Regions from separate parts of the Homo sapiens genome. Here region 1 is linked to region 2. A link is an interaction called in ENCODE POLR2A ChIA-PET data of the cell type or tissue named here. Cell type or tissue: HepG2. All regions are shown on one strand. Links, peaks and the distances in the headings refer to the core of each region. The heading gives the core; the rest is flanking DNA.

Region 1 (2,914 bases), core at 282-2,781, 200 kb after region 2:
ACCTCATCTCTACTAAAAAAAAAAAAAAAAAAAAAAAAAAAAAAAAAAAAAATTAGGCGTGGTGGTGCACACCTTTAGTCCCAGCTACTTTGGTGGGCTGAGGTAGGAGGATCATTTGAGCCCTGGAGGTCAAGGCTGCAGAATGAGACCCTCTCTCAAAAAAAAAAAAAAAAAAAAAAAAAAAAAAAAACCTGATTAATATATCAGTACTGATATTTTAAATTTAGGTTAAAAAAAACTCTGGCCAGGCATTGTGGCCAGTGTGTGTGTGTGTTTGTGTAAAACTTCTGTCAGTTCACTCTGAGTAATTAATATCTGTGATTTTTTTTTCCATACAATTTTGTCTCTTCTGCCTTTCTACTATGAAGAACATTGGTGATGCTGCATTTCTGCATTTTTTTTTTCTAAGCTGCTGGACTGTCATTCTTTTTTTTTTTTTTTTTGAGATGGAGTCTCACTGTGTCACCCAGGCTGGAGTACAGTGACACAATCTCGGCTCACTGCAACCTCTGCCTCCCAGGTTCAAGCAATTCTCGTGCCTTAGCCTCCCGAGTGGCTGGGATTACAGGAGTGCACCACCATGCTTGGCTAATTTTTGTATTTTTAGTAGAGACAGGGTTTCATCATATTGACCAGGCTGGTATTGAACTCCTGACCTCAAGTGATCTGTCTGCCTCGGCCTCCAAAGTGCTGGGATTACAGGTTTGAGGCACTGCACAACTGGCCTGGACTGTCAAAATTCTTAAGTCATGAGATGCATGACCTGGCTGTGACAACTTCCTATTCCTAGCCAATGATGACTGTGAAATACATATCAATTTTAGACATGTTAATATGTGGGAAAATATACATCTAGAATTGAAGAAATATAGTAATCAATGTAACATCACAAAGTATTGGCTTGCACGTGAGGCAACAGGCTGTTGAAAGTATAAATTGGTATGATGATTTTGGAAAACAGCATAGTATTGTTTAGTAATTCTTCTCCTAGGTATATTCCCTAGAGAAACTTTTGGAGCATGTCCCAAGAGATATGTACAAGAAGTTTACAGCAGCATTCTTTTAATAGCCCCAAACTGGAAACAACCAATCAGTTGAGAAAGCCAATCAGTAAGAGAATTAATAAGTATATTGTGGTGTATTCATGTGGTGGAATGCTATACAACAATGGAAATGGATAACAGTTATACACATCAGTGTGGATGAATTTCACAAATATAAACGAGTGAAAAAGCAAATCAGAAGCCAGGAGTATCAGCACACACCTGTGATCCCAGCTACTTGGGAGGCTGAGGTGGGGGGATTGCTTGAGCCTGGGAGTTCGGTTCCAGCCAGGGCAACATGCTGAGACCCAGTTTCTTAAAGAAAAAAAAAAAAAAAAAATCACAAAAGAAACATGCATGCCTATAGTCCCAGCTACTGCGGGGGCTGAGGTGGGATGATCAGTTGAATCTGGGAAGCTGAGGCTACGTGAACCATGATCGAGCCACTGCACTCCAGTCTAGGCAACAGAGAGAGACCCTGTCTTAAAGATACATACAGGCAAACCAAACCATATATTTTAGGGTTAAAAATATAGGTAATAATTTTCTTGCTTTTCTGTAGTTTCGTTGGGTAAGTGGTCACTTCTAGAGTGGGAAGGTGAATGGAAGAGGGCACGTAGGGTGCTTCAAAGATATAAACAGACAGTATTTATAAATAAAATACTGGCCAGGCGCAGTGGCTCATGCCTGTAATCCCAGCACTTTGGGAGGCTGAGGTGGGCAGATCACTTGAGGTCGGGAGTTTGAGACCAGCCTGACCAACATGGAGAAACCCCATCTCTACTAAAAATACAAAATTAGCCAGGCGTGGTGGTGCATGCCTGTAATCCCAGCTACTCGGGAGGCTGAGGCTGGAGAATTTGCTTGAACCGGGGAGGCGGAGGTTGCAGTGAGCCGAGATTGTGCCATTGCACTCCAGCCTGGGCAACAAGAGCGAAACTCCATCTCAAAAAAAAAAAAAAAAAAAAAAGAAGGAACTGGCCTGGCGCTGGTCATAATGATGTAATAGCATATATATATTATATATTTCACAATAAGAAGGTTAAAAACTAACAGTGGAAAGAAATATGCCAAAATATTAAGAGTTGTTGCTTCTGAAAAGTAGGATTGGGGTGATTTGTTTTCCTTTTCTTAGATTTTTATATATCACAAATTTATAGCATAGTTAAATCTTACTTTTGAACTTGGACTCAAAGTTCAGGCAGATATGGGTTCAAAGGCCAGATCTATTGCTACTTTGCTGTTTCATTTTGGACAATATATATATATATATAATTTAATAGAGTGCTATATTACGTATAGATTTTGGGCAAGTTACTTAAGAGAATTAAACTATACTTAGACTATAAATATACTATATTGTTTTATACTATGTTTAAATTTAGTATATTGATTACTGTATTTCTCAATTTCCGTATTGGTAAATTGGGAACAATAATAATAGTTACCTCAGATTGTTAGGAGGCTTAAATGAGATAATGAAATGCTAAGTACAATGCCTGACATAGTACTTAATAAAAACTGTGATTATCATTATGCAGTATGTGTTTTCTTGGTTATGATCTTACAATAAGCAGTTGAAAATTTTTATGTAAAATAAATTACCTCCTCAATTTTTGTCCCCTTGACAGTTATTTCAGATATGTTTCTAAGTTGTATGTATGCTCAAAGGTTTGTTTGGTAGGGTCATTTAAGCAGTGGGAATCAGACAATGTCAGAGATAAGCATGACTGAAGGGTTTATTTGTTTCTTGCATAAATGCAAAAACTGAATACAGAGTGATGAAATCACTGGCCAGGAGTCATAAAGATTGCTGTGTTCTTATCCTTTCCTTAACTACATATTTTTTTTTTTTTGAGACGGAGTCTCGC
Region 2 (2,914 bases), core at 211-2,710:
GATTACAGGCGTGAGCCACTGTGTCCAGCCTAATTAAGCACTATTATACAAAAATGAGTTCTGGCTTCAGTAGTGTGGAAGTGGGAAGAAACTAGAGAAAGAGATAAACTACTGAGTCCTGGTACCACCAAGCAAGTTTCAGGGACCTTTGGAAAGTTCCCTCTGCAAAACTCCCATCCTGTTAGAACTTGTGAACCCCGAAAATCTGAGATAGGTCTCAGTTAATTTAAAAAGTTTATTTTGCCAAGGTTGAGGATACGTGCCCTGAGGACCTCCTTGAGGACATGTGCCCAAGGTGGTCAGAGCACAGTTTGGTTTTCTACATTTTAGGGAGACATGAGACATCAATCGACATATATAAGATCAACACGGGTTTGGTCTGGAAATGGGGGCTTTCCAGGTCATAGGTAGATAGGAGACAAATGGTTGCATTCTTTTGAGCTTCCCTCCCTCTCTCTCTCTCTTTCTTTCTTCATATGGAGTTTCCCTCTTTCGCCCAGGCTGGGGAGAAGTGGCCCAATTTCGGCTCACTGCAACCTCTGCTCCCGGGTTCAAGCGATTCTCCTGCCTCAGCCTCCCAAGCAGCTGGGATTACAGGCGCCCGCCACCACGCCCAGCTAATTTATATATTTTTAGTAGAGATAGGGGTTTCTCCATGTTCACCAGGCTGATCTCGAACTCCTGACTTCAGGTGATCCACCCGCCTTGGCCTCCCAAAGTGTTAGGATTACAGGCGTGAGCCACCGTGCCCAGCCTGGATTCTTTTTTTTTTTTAATCTTATTTTTTGAGAGGGAGTCTGGCTCTGTTGCTCAGGCTGGAGCGTAGTGGCTGAGCTCGGCTCACTGCAACCTCCGCCTCCCGAGTTCAAGCGATTCTCCTGCCTCAGCCTCCCGAGTAGCTGGAATTACAGGCGCCCACCAGCATGCCCGGCTAATTTTTGTATTTTTAGTAGAGACGGGATTTCGTTATGTTGGCCAGGCTGGTCTGGAACTCCTAACCTCAAGTGATCCGCCCGCCTCTCCTTCCCAAAGTGCTGGGATTACAGGTGTGAGCCACCGCACCCAGCCTCCAAAAGAGGCAATCAGATAACGCATTTATGTTAGTGAGCAGAGGGGTAACTTTGAATAGAATGGGAGACAGGTTTTCCCTACGCAGTTCCCAGCTTGACTTTTCCCTTTAGCTTAGTGATATGGGGGCCCCAAGATATTTTCCTTTGACGAATTCATCTCGGAAACCAAGATTTATTTTCTTTTGGAATTTTAAAAGTTTTGCTCTTGCATTTAAAAAAAACAGTGCGTGTGTGTTTCGCTTTAATTATTATTTGCTGCATTTTGGAACTGAGTCAGGCAAATCATTTTTGTTCCTAGGCAAGTGCCTTTGATCTTCAAAATCTACCCAGTCTTTGGGGCACTGCTGTCTCCTTTCACAAGGTCCTAATTCCCACTGAAACCAGTCTGTAGTATTTGTGGCTTGGGGCCACTTCAAGATTTCAAATTTCAGCCTCAGACTCCAATCCCCGGGCGGGATCCGGGAGACCCAGCCCCGTGCGGCCCCCGCCGAGCTGGCGGGGATTGCAACGTCGGGATCGTGGCGACGCGCGGGGCCCTGGAGCCCAGGCGCGCGGCCCCAGGCGCGTCAGCCCCTCCCCGCCGGCGTCGCTCGCCGTCGCCTGCGGTGACTCAGCTCTTCCGGTCACCGCCGTCACTGGTGGTTCCCGACTGCAGTGAAGGTGCGGACGCCAAGTCACTGCTCAGTAATGCTGGAGCCGCCGGCGTCCCGGGCCTTCTCCAAATGCGCTGCATTCCTGCCCCCACCATGACTCAGCGGCTTCCGCTCCGGCGTCAGCGGCGCTCCGGCCTCCGCCCGCGAGGCCCTGCTGCCTTCCCACTGCCCCACGGGGGCCACAACGCGCCCGCTTCCGCCCTTAGGTGTCCTTCCAAGCCCCTGAAAAGGTTTGGCAGCTTGATAAAGGATCCCTGAACTCCAGTGTTTAGGCCCTGCAAGGCTCTTCTCTGTACATTGAGGAGCTGAGGCCTCCGCACGGGAAAGTATTCCCCACCCCCCAGCGCAAGGAGGAAGTTAGCCTAAGACTAATTGAGGCAACTGAGGCCTCGGACAGCCGCGGGTCCTGAGAGCCCGATGGACCTACTTTGGAAGTTCAACGTTACCGTTTGCAGATGTGTGACACTCCCCTACTCCTACCCCCACTCCTACCCCCACCCACTTAACAGACATGAGGATTATTCCATGCCACCTTGTTGTTGGCATTGCGTAGCACATGGTAGGAACTCAGCAAATCTCAGCTTTTGTTTGTATTTTCTCTTTCTTTCCTTTTTTTTTTTTTTTTTTTTTTTGAGACGGAGTCTCCCTCTGTCACGAGGCTGGCGCGATCTCGGCTCACCGCAACCTCCCCCTCCTGGGTTCCTCCTGGGTTCAAGCGATTCTCCTGCCTCAGCCTCCTGAGTAGCTGGGACTACAGACGCACGACACCACGCCCAGCTGATTTTTGTATTTTTAGTAGAGACAGGATTTCACAATATTGGCTAGGATGGTCTCGATCTCTTGACCTCGTGATCCGCCTGCCTTGGCCTCCCAAAGTGCTGGGATTACAGGCGACAGCCACCGTGCCTGGCCTGTATTTTCTTTGAAATGCCTTTTAGATGTAGTTCTTCCTCTCCATGGACAGAGTCACCTCAGCAACTTCCTAACTGGTTTTGCCACATTCCCATCCAACTTCACACAATGACCGGGTGCATTTTTATGGCACACTGTATTCTGCAAGTCATTCCTCTGTGCAAGAAAATTTAATACTCTGTTGAATTTTGGTTTGAGTGGAAAGTCCTTTCCCTGGTATTTAAAGCGATCCATCATAGTCCGGCTCCCATCCTTCCCATAAATATTTTAGGCCTGCTC

Evidence for each region. Peaks named below come from ENCODE experiments on the same cell type or tissue, not always from the same donor. Only the 100,000 strongest peaks of a DNase experiment are listed, where the experiment ranks them.
Region 1: POLR2A ChIA-PET joins it to region 2 with 12 read pairs; 4 of 35 experiments call an interaction of 5 or more read pairs at or near these places.

Annotation. Positions count from the first base shown.
Region 1 is chr11:9,161,333-9,164,246 of GRCh38, reverse strand. All of the region lies in intron 11 of DENND5A (DENN domain containing 5A), which reads left to right. Among named protein-coding and RNA genes, the nearest start is that of SCUBE2, 71 kb to the right of the region's middle. In HepG2, for the core only: no CTCF peak of the experiment used is centred there; no DNase peak of the experiment used is centred there.
Region 2 is chr11:9,363,299-9,366,212 of GRCh38, reverse strand. No RefSeq gene overlaps it. Among named protein-coding and RNA genes, the nearest start is that of IPO7, 20 kb to the left of the region's middle. RefSeq lists enhancers at 966-1,667, 1,303-2,502 and a silencer at 1,493-1,672. In HepG2, for the core only: no CTCF peak of the experiment used is centred there; a DNase peak (open chromatin) is centred at 1,742; H3K4me3 peaks cover 1,050 bases.